Regions from separate parts of the Homo sapiens genome. Here region 2 is linked to region 1. A link is a contact called in ENCODE Hi-C or POLR2A ChIA-PET data. All regions are on one chromosome and are shown on one strand. Each heading gives the region's core, a stretch centred on a gene start or an enhancer-like site at or near the end of the contact. The rest is flanking DNA. Distances are from core to core; before and after follow the strand shown.

Region 1 (6,973 bases), core at 1,756-4,255:
AAAAATTAGGCCAGGTACGGTGACTCACGCCTGTAATCCCAGCACTTTGGGAGGCTGAGGTGGGCGGATCACTTGAGGCCAGGAGTTCGAGACCAGCCTGGCCAACATGGCAAAATCCCACCTCTACAAAAAATACAGAAAAAATTAGTTGGGTGTGGTGGTGTGTGCCTGTAGTCCCAGCTACTTGGGAGGCTGAGGCAGAAGAATCGCTTAAACCCGGGAGGCGGAGGTTGCCGTGAGCCCAGATCATGTCACTGCACTCCAGCCTGGGCGACAGAGTGAGACTCCATCTCAGAAAAAAATTTTAAATTACCCGGGCGTGGTGGTGAGTGCCTGTAGTCCCAGCTACTGGAGAGGCTGAGGCGGGAATTGAAGGCTGCGGCGGGAACTCGAGGCTGCAGTGAGCTGTGATCATGCCACTGCACTCCAGCCTAGGCAACAGAGCAAGACCCTGTCTCCAAAAAAAAAGAAAAAAAAAAAAAAAAAGAAAAAAGGGGGAATAAAAGGGAATAAGTTCTAATGTTCAATAGCAGAGCAGAGTAACTACAATTAACAACAGTGTATTATACATTTCAAAATAGCTATAAGAGAAGACTTGAAATGTTCTGTACACATAGAAATGATAAATGCTTAGGCGACAGACACCCCAAATACCCTGGCACAATCATTGTAATTCTAGGCATGTAACAAAATACCACATGTACCTCATAAATACACACAAATATTATGTATCAATAATTTTTAAATGTTGCATATCTGAGGCTCATGAATCAAGATGAGAAAATAAAACCCTAAATACACATTGTTTTAAAAGACCTTTTACAAACATGCACAAACACTCAGCAAGGGTTCATACCTCTTCCGTTTTCTGTGTAGATGGTTTTCAGGAGAGAGCCCTTTCAGCCTACAGGAATAATGGAAGCCCATCACCTTTAGCTTGTACTAATTAGATCCCCCCAAGGAAAGCTTGTCTTAGCTTTTTCCCCTGATTTCTTTTCTTTTTTTTTTTTTCTTCCAGAGACAGGGTCTTACTCTGTCATCCAGGCTGGAGTACAGTGGCACTACCTTAGCTCACTGCAGCTTCAACCTCCTGGGCTCTAGTGATCCTCCCATGTCAGCCTCCCAAGTAGCTGGGACTACAGGCATGTACCACCACACCCAGCTAAGTTCTTATTTCTTACACAGCCGAGGTCTCTCTGGGTTGCCCAGGCTAGTCCTAAAATACTGAGCTTGGCCGGGCACGGTTGGCTCATGCCTGTACTCCCAGCACTTTGGGAGGCTGAGACAGGCAGATCACTTGAGGTCAGAAGTTTGAGACCAGCCTGGCCAACATGGTGAAACCCCACCTCTACTAAAAATACAAAAATTAGCCGGGCGTGGTGGCACATGCCTGTAATCCCAGCTACTTGGGAGGCTGAGGCAGGAGAACTGCTTGAACCCAGGAGGGGGAGGTTGCAGTGAGCTGAGATCACGCCACTGCACTCCAGCCTGGGTGACAGAACGAGACTCTGTTTCAGAAAAAAAAAAAAAAAAGACAGAGCTCAAGTGATCCGCCCACCTTGGCCTTGGGCTCCCAAAGTGCTGCGGATTCTGGGCGTAAGCCGCCATGCCCAGCCTTCCCCTGATTTCTTGAAACCATTGGTTCTGGCTCCGCCCTCTAGTCCAGGGACCTCTTAGAACAATGATGTGTGTTTGACAAGCCACACCCACAGAACACTTGACATGTGGTTCAAAATTACGTGTCTTCATACCGAGGCAATAGGCTGGGTTTAATCAGAGGTGGTCACTGACAGCATAAATGATCATAGCCCAGAAGTCCCAAGCTTGCAAGAAAAATAAAGCCCAGAACCATATAATTTGGAGCTATTTATATTTAACATTTATGTCTCTTTCTCTGGTGGAGAGAGGGGTTGATGGTGATAGTGATTCTGAAAGAATAGCAAAGATGGAATGTTTCTGAAGAACATTTCACGTGGCATCAATACCAGCGATGTTCACTGAAAATGTCTGTCCATATGTGCACATTTATTAGAAAAACATCGGTCAGGCATGGTGGCTCATGCCTGTAATCCCAACACTTTGGGAGGCTGGGGAAGGAGGATTGCTTTATTCCAGGAGTTTGAGACCAGCCTGGGGAACATAGTAAAACCCCATCTCTAAAAAAATTTTAAAAGTTAGCCAGGCATGGTGGTGTGCACCCTGAGTAGCTGGGACTACTCAGGAGGCTGAGGTGGGAGGATCGCTTGAGCCCAGGAGTTTGAGGCTGCAGTGAGCTGTGATTGCACCACTACACTCCAACCCTGGCAGCAGAGCAAGACCCTGTCTCTAAAATAAATAAATAAATAAAAACATGGTCATATGGGTGGACCAAGCTGAAACTGAACATGTTATCCTTCTTTTATTTTATTTTTTTTTTGAGACAGTCTTGCTCTGTTGCCCAGACTGGAGTGTAGTGGCACAATTTCAGCTGACTGCAACCTCCACCTCCCAGATTCAAGTGATTCTCCTGCCTCAGGCTTCCGAGTAGCTGGGACTACAGGCGCGTGCCACCACACCTAGCTAATTTTTTGTATTTCTAGTAGAGACGGGGTTTCACTGTTAGCCAGGATGGTCTCGATCTCCTGACCTCATGATGCGCCCGCCTCAGCTTCCCAAAGTACTGGGATTACAGGCATAAGCCACCGTGCCCGGCTATCCTTTGTTTTAATGGTGCAATTTGAAGTTCAGCTCAACAGCCATACTGGAGTCCTCTGAAGTCTGGTACCCCAAGAGCATGAGGCTTGGTATCCAGGCCCATCACAGACCAGGAAGGGCCTGGTGGATTTCTCCCCACTGAGTGGGGTGGGCGGCTTCTTGCTGTTGGAAAACCCTGATGCCTGTGCCGTTCTGAGAATCATATCGCAGCTCTGGTAGCAACCGTGCTTCCAAAGTCATCCTCTAAGGCCACGTGAAGGTGCCAGCCTCATTTTAATCACAAGCTGTATTTTATGAAGTTGTTTGTTTGGGTGTGGTGGAGCTGGGAACCATGCCAAACCCCGAGAGCTTCCTGGAAATGACAGTTCTCATAGGAAAAGCAGCTCTTTTCTATTTAAAACCTCTGTGGCGAGGGGAGGGGATCAGGCCCTGATTTGGTTCCCAAGCTACGTGTTTGTATTTTTCTCGGTGTTTGAATATATCAGCTGGCATGTGTCTCATCCCTCAGACACGTCTCCAATGATTTCACTTTTAATGGGCTTTGGCATTTAAAACACATGCGAATTGAGCTTTTTGCTAATTGAGAAGATATGGAATGGAGAAATAGCCAATTAGGTATTGTGCTGCTTGTCTGACTTTTAAAACAGTTTCTCCCACTTCAGTGAAAGGTAGTCAAAGGGCCTCTCTCCAAGGAGACTTTTAGTTAGCTCTGAAAGAGTTTTATTTTAGCTTGGTCTTGTAGATTCAGGCAGAAAGTGGGGCTCCCGTTCTCCCAGGTGTCAGACGAGGACCAGGTTAAAAGGAGAGCAGGATGGGCTCAGGTTCCCACTTGGGGCATAACTGCATTGTCTGTTAGAACAAATGAAGGCAGAGCAGGTGGTCGCCAGCCAGTTTGCGAGTCCGTGCCCAGCAGGTGCCAGCCCGCGTGCCCTGTGCCAAAGCGCTTTTCTCTTGTAGCCCGCGGGCCTGGGCGCCCACAGCACAACCTGCTCCCTGATGATTGGGCTCTTTGCCGTCGGCTCTGCTGCTTCTGTGACTGTCGCTGCTCTAGGCTGTTGCCAAGGCAGGCTCAATTTTGCCCGGAGTGGGGAGGGGAGGTGCCGAAGAGTCTTAATTACCACTCAGCCACCTTGCCCAACTGCATTTGAAGCTGTTCCTTGACTTTTTCTTTAAGACAGGGTCTTGCTCTGATGCCCAGGCTTGAGTGCGGTGAGATCATAGCTCACTGCAGCCTCAAACTCTTGCCCTCAAGTGATCCTCCAGCCTCAGCCTCCTGAGTAGCTGGGACAATAGGTGTGTGCTACCATGCTCAGCTAATTTTTTTTTTCTTTTCACTAAAAGACTTTAAATTCTCACTTGGGAAAGGACAGTAAGAAGGGGTAAATCAGTTGGCATAGCAGCTCGCAGGCGCCATGTGAATTATCTGTGGAACGTTGGATGGATAGACGGTTGATAAGTTGGTTTTAGCCACCGAGAGTAGTTGAGAAAAGCAGGAAGAAATGTGTTTTGGTGTAAGCCCAATCAAGCCATTCTTAATCCCTGCATACAACTGCATAGCCAAAGTTGGCTCATGGCACTGGCAAGTCAGCCCTTTCTGAGTGCGATTCCTGATAAGATGCGACCCTGAGTGTGTGGCCTGGAGAGGGCTGTGAGTACGAGCACAGGCTCTGGAGTCAGAGAGCTGGAGCTCGGACTCCCCTCTGCATTGTGAGGACCCATCTGTGGTCCTTGGGCAAGTTCCTAACCTTTCAGAGCCTCAGGTGCCTCATCTGCAGAATGGGAGCATATTCATTTCCTGTTGCCACCATAACCCGTTGCCACAAACTTGGCATCTTAAAGCAGTACCCATTTTTGATCTCACTGTTTGGTAGGTGAGAAGTCAGTGCTAGCTGGGGCCGGCGTCTCTGTTCTGGGTTTCACAAGGCCAGAATCAAGGTCTTGCTGGCTGGGCTCTTATCAGGAGGCACTGGAAAGAATCTACTTCCTTGTTCCTTCAGGGTATTTGCAGATTGCATTTCCGTGTGATCATGGACTGAGATCCTGTGTCTGTTGGCCAGGTGTCCTTCTCAGCTTCTAGAAGCTGTCTGTGTTTCTCAGCTCATGGCCACCACTGGTGGCCCAGGTTCTCCTCATGCCTTGAATCTCTGGCTTCCCTTCTTCCTCCTCTTTCCTGTTTTTCTCTTCCACTGCTTGTCTCTGATTCTGGTCGGAGAAATGCTTCTGCTTTTAAGGGCTCCAGTGATTCGAGGGCCCACTCAGGTCATCTAAGATATGCTCCCTACCTTAATTCCATCTGCAGTCTCTCCACAGCAGCACCGGGATTCATGTTTGAATAACGGGAAGGAATGCTGGGGGACACCTCTAGAATTCTATCATGGGCGGTTAGGAGTGTACCTGCCACGGAGCTGTCATGAAGGTTAAATCACGCGAGTTGTATAAAGCACAGAGCAGAATCCCTGGCACACTCTTAAGGGCTCTTACACGCATTCACTGTCAGGGAGCAGACATGAGACTCTTGGCAGCACTGATGTTGTGCAGATGTGGGATCTGCCGTGGCCCCATGGGCTTCCTGAACAGCAGGTACCCACCTGTTGATGTGGCTTTTCCAGGGGCCTTCGTTTACCTTGGGGAAGTTGTATCCTCTCTCCTGGGCCTGGTGTTGCATTCTGGAGATTTATTTTCCCTTTTGTCTTTATCACTCAAAGCTGGAGTTCAGGTTCGGTCTGCCGTGACACTGTGGTTAGACTTTTTTTGGCAAGATACCTCTCACATCAGATGATTGAGCAAGAAAGGAAAGATCTGATGTCAGCGTGTAAAGGCTGGATATGGGCACCAAGGATTGGGGAGCTCAGTTCGGGAGATGTGTTTTGGTCTTTATTACCGGCAGCCCAGGGGCAGGAATACTGACTGCAGCTTTGGGTAGTTTGAGGACACATCTGAAAGAGGTGAGCTGAAGCCTTTCAGTTTTCAGCTGTACTTGCATTAAAGCAAGGCTTGTCCCTGCTGGGGTACCCTTCATTCCTCGACCTCACTGACTGGTGAGTTTCTTCCATTTCATGAGTAATGACCATCTGTGGGCACAGAGCTTCGTCATCTTACTGAATCCCCGCCCTTTGCAGGGGTGACCTTACTGTCACTTACAGATGAAGCAGCTGGGACTTTGGGAGGTTCAGCAGCTTGCCCTACAGCAAATACATGGCAGAGCTGGCACTGGAACTCAGGCATGACCTACCCCAGAGTCAGCACTGTCCACAGCATCTCTGCGGGGCACGGCCTGAGCCCCAGTGCAAGGCAGTAACCTCCCTTTTCTGTTTCAGGCCCTGAAGCGCCAGAGCTCGTTGGGCCTTTCCTTCTTTAACAGCATCTTGGCCCATGGGGACCTACGCAACAACAAGCTCAACCAGCTCTCCGTCAACCTGTGGCACCTGGCACAGAGGCACGGCTGTGCAGACACCAGGACCATGGTGAGGCGCTCGGAGGGCCCCGTGGTATAAGCCCACTGGCCAGTGCACAACCACCCTCAACACAGCATTGTGGCCTGGACATCAGACAGACAACCCCATACTCCCCTTTTAGAAAAGCACTTGGTCCATTTCTACTGGATCACTTCCTAGCAGTAAAAAGCAGAGCTGGCCAGGTGTGGCAGCTCATGCCTATAATCCCAGCACTTTGGGAGGCTGAGACAGGAGGATCGCTTGAGGCTAAGGGTTTGACACCAGCCTGGGCAACATAGTGAGACCAGGTCTCTACAAAAAATAAAAAATTAGCCGGCCATGGTGGTGCACATGTGTAGTCCCAGCTACTCGGGAGGCTGAAGAGGGAGGATGGCTTGAGCCCAGGAGTTCGAGGCTGCAGTGAGCTATGATCACACCGCTGCACTCCAGCCTGGGTGATAGAGCAGGACCTTGTCTCCAAAACAAAGAACAAAAGCATAGCCTTAAAAGTCTATTCCCTCTGAATAGGAACCATACATACAAAACATCAGTCATTTCTGGTCACGTCCAAATCTGATTTTTAGGGCAAGCTGCAATCCAAGAAGTTGAAGACTTTGATTTCTTCCCTCCTCTCATCCCTCAAAAAACTCACTCTTCTCTGCTAAGAAATCTAAGCTCACATAATGGCTGATTCATTAGAGCCTTGGGCTCCAAGGATAATGAACCAGAAAGGAGATGGATCTTTCTTTTTCCTCATAGGTGAAAACGCTAGAATACATCAAGAAGCAAAGCAAACAACCAGACATGACTCATCTGACGGAGCTGGCCCTCAGACTCCCTCTGCA
Region 2 (7,181 bases), core at 791-3,290, 110 kb after region 1:
CAGATTTTGTTTTTAATTTCTGATACCTGGGGTCTTATTCCCCTGAGATTCTTGTTCAACTGGTCACAGTGAGAACAAGAGATAGGTTTGCTATTGTTGGCTTTTTTGTTTTGTTTTGTTTTGTTTGTTTGTTTTTTTGTTTTTTGAGACAGAGTCTCACTCTGTCACCCAGGCTGGAGTGCAGTGGAATGATTTCAGCTCACTGCAACCTCCACCTCCCAGGTTCAAGCAATTCTCCTGCCTCAGCCTCCGGAGTAGCTGGGATTACAGGCGCACGCCACTGCACCCGGCTAATTTTTGCATTTTTAGTAAAGACAGGGTCTCACCATGTTGGCCAAGCTGGTCTCAAACTCCTGCCCTCAAGTGATACGCCCACCTCAGCCTCCCGAGGTGCTGGAATTGCAGGTGTGAGCCACAGCATCCAGCCAGAGATGGGTATTGTTTAATAGCTCCCAGGTGACTCTAACATGCAGCCAGGATTGAGACCCACTGATGTATTGGAATTGACTTTGCTACCTACCAGTTTTATGATTCAGGAGAAATCACTGAATGATAAATCACAACTTTTTTTCTTTTTAGATGAAGAATAATAATAGCTGCCCAGTCTAGCTCACCAAGTTATCATGGAATTAAAATGTTTTATTTTTTATTTTCAGAGACAAGGTCTTAGTTTGCTGTACAGGCTGAAGTGCAGTGGTGCAATCATAGCTCACTACGGACTTGAACTCATGAGTTCAAACGATTCTCCCAGTTCAGCCTCCCAAGTAGATAGGGCTACAGTTGTACACCACCACAAACAGCTAATTTTTTTTGTAGAGATGGGGGTCTCACTATGTTGCCCAAGCTAGTCTCGAACTCCTGGCCTTAAGTGATTCTCTCACCTTGGCCCCCCAAAGTGCTGGGATGACAAATGTGGGCCACCGTGCCCAGTCTCTAAATGTAACAACACAGGAGATAGTGTTCTGTAAACTGTAGATGCAGAAATGAATGGTGTCAGTATGGAGGTGATTATATATCAGTGACTTTCCTATTTGAAAAGTACTGGAGGTTCTTTGCCAGGTGCGGCGGCTCACGCCTGTAATCCCAGCACTTTGGGAAGCCGAGGCAGGTGGATCACGAGATCAGGAGTTCCAGACCAGCTTGGCCAATATGGTGAAACCCTGTCTCTACTAAAAATACAAAAAAAAAATTAGCTGGGCATGGTAGTGGATGCCTGTACTTGGGAGGCTGAGGCAGGAGAATCACTTGAACCTGGGAGACAGAGGTTGCAGTGAGTTGAGATCACACCACTGCACTCCAGCCTGGGTGACAGAGGGAGACTTCATCTCAAAAAAAAAATAAAATAAAAAAGTACTTGAGGTTCTATTTCCTAAACAGAGGTAAAAGGTTTGTTGTGTGTATGTGTGTGTGTGGTGGTTTTTTTTGTTGTTGTTGTATTTTGAGACAGGGTCTCACTTTGTCACCTAGGCTGGAGTGCAGTGGTGCAATCTCACCCTACTGCAACCTCCACCTCCCAGGCTCAAACAGCCCTCCCAGTTCAGCCTCCCAAGTAGCTGGGACCACAGCTGTGAGCTACTACACCAGCTGATTTTTGTATTTTTTTAGAGACGAGTCTTGCCATGTTGCCTGGTCTGAAACTCCTGAGCTCAAGCGATCCACTCCCTCCGCCTCCCAAAGTGTTGGGATTACAGGTGTGAGCCACTGCACCTGGCCAGTATTTGTATTTAAAGAAAAACACAATACCAGTGTGGCTGATGGGCTGGCATTTAGCCAAACATTTCTCATTCACAATACTTTCAACCCAGGGTGAGCCCTGAGATGGCAGGACCAAAGAAACCTTTAGGAGTTGGTCTTGATTTGTATTATATTTCATCGTAAAGTTCCAACAATCGTTGTTTAAGCGCCAGATTCTTTTTTCCTTCTGCTTTCTCTTGAGTATGTGGCTTCCCCACATTGTTGGTCTGCTTTCCCCAGCTTCCTCTTCCTCCTTTCCAGAGAGGGGCGTCTCCTGCTGCAGCTGTTCCAGGAAGGGGGGTGGGGGTGCATTTCCTCCCTTTGTGTGAGCTCATTAGCCCTGTCTCTGGCTTTCCTCCGGGGACAGCCAGCCAACCAGGTGAGCCAGTGTCATTTAAAGGAGCACTTCCGTTCTCAGGCAGGGGTTGGTTGTCGTTTCTGGCTGACTTCAGATATGGCCCAGGTGAAGAGAGATGGCATCTGGCACAGAGAATGGCCAGCAGCTTGGTGTATGAGTCACATTTTCCTGGTAAATAGTATGCTGCCTAGATCTCCTGTGCAAGACAATTATTTTTTGATCCTTTGCAATTTGGGGTCTGATTTGAAGGCAATATAGCATCATAGTTAAGCAAGCAGGTGCTACAATGAGATGGATTCATTTGCTAATATTCACTCACTAGTAATTATTGAGTGCTTACAATGTGGCAGGCAGGCATTGTTCTGGATGCTAGGCAACCTGCAGGGAAGGAGACAAAGTCCCTGCCCTCATGGAGCTTGCATTCTTTCAGGAGACTGTAAACAGATACAAATAAATGCATAGTAACATAATGTCAAAGAGTGTGTCAGTTAGCTATTGTCACAATAATGCTGCATAACAAATCACCCCCAAACTCCAAAACTCAGCAGCTCACAATATACATTTACATCTTATAACCACACCATGGGTTCTTCCTGTGTGCTGTACAAACAAAAGCAATTCATAGAAACCAGGCATTGCAGTAAAGAAAGAGTTTAATTGACACGAGGCCAGCCATGCCACATGGGAGACAGAGTTATTACTCAAATCAATATCCCCAAAGGCTCGGAGGCTAGAGGTTTTTCAAAGATAGTTTGGTGGGGTGGGGGGGCTAGGGAATGGGTGCTGCTGATTGGTTGGGGATGAACTCATAGGGGTGTGGAAAGCAGTCCTCATGTGCTGAGTCTACTTCTGGGTGGGGAGCCACAGGACTGGTTGAGTCACAGCACAGGTCTGGGTGAGGCCATCCGGTAGTCAGAAATGCAAAAGCCTGAAAAGACATCTCGGCTACTATTTTAGATGGTGAATTTGGTCAAGGAAGGCCTCTCTGAGAAGGTGTTATTTGATCTGAGACCTGAATGAAGTTCATTCTAGGCAGAAGGAAAAGCACATGCAAAGGCCTGCAGGAGCAGGAGGGTGCTGGATGTATTGAGGACCAGCAAGAGAGTCAGTGTGTAAGTGAGCTGGAGCTGGGCATGGTGGTAGAGGCTAATGGAGGCTAAAGTGAGGGGATGGCTTGAGCCCAGGAGGTTGAGGCTACAGTGAGCTATGATTGCACCACTATACTCCAGCCTGGGTGACAGAGCGAGACTCTCTGTCTAAAAAATACATTATATATATATTAGAAAATAAAAGTGAGGCCAGGCTCAGTGGCTCACACCTGTAATTTCAGCACTTTGGGAGGCTGAGGCGGGCAAATCACTTGAGTACAGGAGTTTGAGACTAGCCTGGGCAACATGGTGAAATGAACTCACTACAAAAAATACAAAAAAAAAATAGCTGAGTGTGGTGGCACACACCTGTAGTCCTAGCTACTTGGGAACCCGAGGTGGAGGATGGCTTGAGCCCGGGAGGCAGAGCTTGCAGTGAGCTGAGATCATGCCACTGCATTCCAGCCTGGGTGACAGAGCAAGACCCTGTCTCAAACCACTCCCCACCCCCCCACCCCCCAAAAAAAGAAAAAATAAAGCAGTGAGCTAGAGGTGAATGGGAGAGGAGATGAGGAAGCAGTCAGGGGACAGATCTTGTAGAATCAAAGGTGAGCTTTCATTTGGATGCTGGAACTTTGGATTTTATTCTGACTGATAAGAAATGATGGGCAGAAGAATGACATGATCTGAGTTTTCATCAGGAAACTGTAGTCAGCATCCACAGTGACTCCCCAATAACCCCCACCCCCTGGGATTCCCATTACTGGGGAGTCTCTTCCCACATTGTATCAGGGTTAATATGTGTGGCAGTAGAATATGGCAGAAATAATGGTGTGCCACATCCAAGATTAGGTTATTAAAGACACAGCAGTCTTGTGCTCACTTGTTCTCTCCCTCTGGGATCATTCCCTCTGGAGGATGCCAGCTGGTCTTGATCATCCCTATGGGGGCACCTACATGGCAAGAAACTGAGGCCTCTAGCCAACAGCCATGGGAGGGAGCCATTGTGGAAGTGGATCCTCCAGCCCAGTCAAGCCTTCAGATGATTGCAGGCCCAGCTGACATCCTAACTGCAGCCTCAACCCTAAGCCAGAATGCCCCAGCTAAGCTGCTCCTATGTTCCTAATCTTCAGAAATTGTGTTGTTTCTTAAACCTGCCACGCCTGGGGGATGTTTGTTATGCAGCAATGGAGACCAATACAATAACTCAGGCTGCTGCAGAGAGAACAGATTGTAAGAGGATAAAAGTAGAAGCAGGAAAACTTGTAATATTTGTTTGCATCCTTGCTACTCAAATTATGGTCCAAGAACCAGTGCTATTATCATCATCAACTGGCATCTGGTTGGCATGCAGAATCTCAGGCCCCATCCAGACCTCCTGAATCAAAATCTGCATCTTTACATGGTTCCCAGGAGAGTCTTTGCATGCTGAAGTTTGAGAAGCAGCCCTATGGGTGACAGCCTAGTAGGGTGCCATGATCTGGGTTTTAATCCTGGCTTGCCAACAATGTGACCTTCAGTACATCACTTAATTTTCCTAAGCCTCAGTTTCCTTTCTTGTAAAATGGGGATAATAATATTGCTGCTGTCACAGGGTCATATGTGAGGGCATAAATGAAATGGTGCAGGTTGCACAGTGCTTGGCACATGGTTAAGGGCTCATAAGTATTAGCTCTGTATTGGCTGGGTCTGATCCATGCATTTTCTCCCTAAGAATATATTCCTGATCATTTCCTGATGATGTTCCTTAAATGAGTATTTTTTTTAATTCCCTGTCAAAGAAAATCCTGTTTTGTTTTTTTTAAAAAAACATCCTTGAGCTCATCAAGAAAACTTTTGTCTGTGCCCAGCATGATTCCAGCCATACCCCAGAATGAAGGCGCCTGGTTTCCATGGTCTGTTTCTAGGCCCAGTTCTCAGGGCAATTTTCAGGGCCACCCGGCAGGCCAAAATAGGCCACAGCACTATAAATAGTGGATTTGGGCTGCTTCGGGCCTGACTTCTCAGGTCAGGCCCTTCCCTTCCCCCTGCCTGCTCCTGTAGTTGTTTAAACATACTCTGGGTTAGAGCTGCAAGTGTATTTTCCTTAATATGCCCAGAAAATGTCTTGCCAACTTGCCAGGCTATCAGCAAAACTCCCTTTTTATTTGCTCAGTCACAATGTACCCCCAGTATGTGACGAAAACTGATAAACCACACTCCAGGTTTCACTCAGTGGTTCACACAGGGTTCACTGCAGTGAACTGGCTCCAGGGCTCAGGGATTTGAGAAGCCTGAGTGCCACCCTGCCTCTCTTGCCATGTGACCTTGTATGAGTATTTCACTTCTCAGAGCCTCATTTTCCTTATCTGTACGTGAGGCTGATAATAATAAGGAATTCTAGTTCCTAGGGTGGTTGTGTGGAGTAAATGAGAAACCTGTATATTAGCAGGACTGGTTATATATTAATTTGCAGGGCCCAGAGGAAAATGAAAATGCGGGGCTCCTTGTTCAAAGTGATTAAGAATTTCTAGATAGTGTCAGCAGAGCATAAAATAAGTGTGAGGCCCTTGTAAGCATGAGTCCTGTGCAGTTGCACAGGGCAGTGCCCATGAAGCCAGGCCTGCATGTGAGCCACCTAGTACCCTGCCTGGGGTTAGCACCAGCCAAATCTCCAACTTTCCTAGGGTCATTTTTTTTAGACAGAGTTTTCACTCTTGTTGTCCAGGCTGGAGTGCAATGGCGCAATCTTGGCTCTCTGCAACCTCTGCCTCCTGGGTTTAAGTGATTCTCTTGCCTCAGCCTCCCAAGTAGCCTGGATTACAGGCATGCGCCACCACGGCCAGCTAATTTTCTGTATTTAGTAGAGACGGGGTTTCACCATGTTGGTCAGGCTGGTCTCGAACTCCTGACCTCAGGTGATCCACCTGCCTCAGCCTCCCACAGTGCTGGGATTACAGGCGTAAGCCACCACACCCAGCCACATCCTTTTCTTTTAAGGGCTAACCAGTTTCCCTCCAGGGCAAAGTTTAAGGGTAAATTGCGCAGCTGCAATCTAGTCCCTTCTGCTGAGTAACAAACCACTCTAATATTTAGTGACTTAAAACCACAGCAGTTGATTGTTTTTCATGACGTGTGTTAGCTGGGTAGTTCCTCTACTGGTCTCACCTAGACTCGATCATGTAGCTACATTCAGCTGGTGACCTGGCTGGGCTGGAATGTCCAAGCTGGCCTCACATGTCTGGCAGGTGGTGCTGGCTGCTGGCTGGGGCACCACAGTTCTCCTCCATGTGGCTTCTCATCCTCCAGTAAACCACATCAGCTTCCTTAAATTGTAGCAGATACAATCCAGGGGACAAAAACAAAAACTTCAAGCCTTCTGGAAGTTGCACAACACAGCACTTCAGTTACTGTCTATCTGTCAAAGCCAGTCATGAGCCTTGCCTAGATTCAAGAGAGAGGTGATAGACTCCCTCATTCAATGAGAAGCACGACAATGTTTTCAAGGGGATAGGGACCCAGGAAGATGTGATTCAATGGGGCACAGTGCAGCGGTTCTCCGACTTTAGCCCACATCATAATTATCCAGAGGGCCTGTTAACACACAGCCGATGGGCCCCACCCCCAGAAAACTGGAGTCAGTAGGAGTGGAGTGGGGCCTGAGAACTTGTGTTTCAAACAAGTTCTCAGGTGATGCAGATGCTGCCAGTCTACGGATCCGACTTTGAGAGCTGGCAGAGGAGTTAAGTGTCCACACGTGAGGGCAGTGGTGCTCAACCTTGACTGTACATTAGAAACACCAGGGCGGCGATAACAATCCTGAAGCCAGCAGTTAAATCAGAAGCTGTGGTGGTACGACTCAGCCTTCAGTGGGTTTTTTTTAGAGCACCCCCAAGAGAGTCCAGTGGGCAGCCAAGCTAAGAACTGCTACTTTAGAGTTAGGCCATGTAGGTTCAAGTGCTGGCTACAGTATGCACAAGTTTAGGCAAGTTATTCTACCTCTCCTTGACTCGGTTTCCTCT

The links. A loop is a pair of places that touch in the nucleus more often than their neighbours do. ChIA-PET counts read pairs that join two places held with the same protein, here RNA polymerase II (POLR2A). Pooled maps may share reads with other maps.
Region 2: a map of heart left ventricle shows a loop between it and region 1 (4-fold over the local background). The contact joins two enhancer-like sites. A Hi-C loop is called at or near these places in 1 of 168 maps with a recorded cell type or tissue (heart left ventricle) and 5 of 50 pooled maps. POLR2A ChIA-PET finds 5 or more read pairs at or near these places in 4 of 52 experiments (OCI-LY7, PC-3, PC-9 and 1 more).

What each region holds. Positions count from the first base shown.
Region 1 is chr16:19,693,491-19,700,463 of GRCh38, forward strand. It overlaps VPS35L (VPS35 endosomal protein sorting factor like), which reads left to right. Exons shown (of 31, transcript NM_020314.7): 30 at 6,012-6,158; 31 at 6,888-6,973. Among named protein-coding and RNA genes, the nearest start is that of KNOP1, 21 kb to the right of the region's middle. RefSeq lists enhancers at 5,291-5,946, 5,947-6,601. Within about 2 kb of position 3,006, at least 26 of the 41 ENCODE cell types and tissues checked have a DNase peak (open chromatin) inside an H3K27ac peak, as active enhancers do.
Region 2 is chr16:19,803,016-19,810,196 of GRCh38, forward strand. All of the region lies in intron 7 of IQCK (IQ motif containing K), which reads left to right. Among named protein-coding and RNA genes, the nearest start is that of IQCK-AS1, 41 kb to the left of the region's middle. Within about 2 kb of position 2,041, at least 19 of the 41 ENCODE cell types and tissues checked have a DNase peak (open chromatin) inside an H3K27ac peak, as active enhancers do.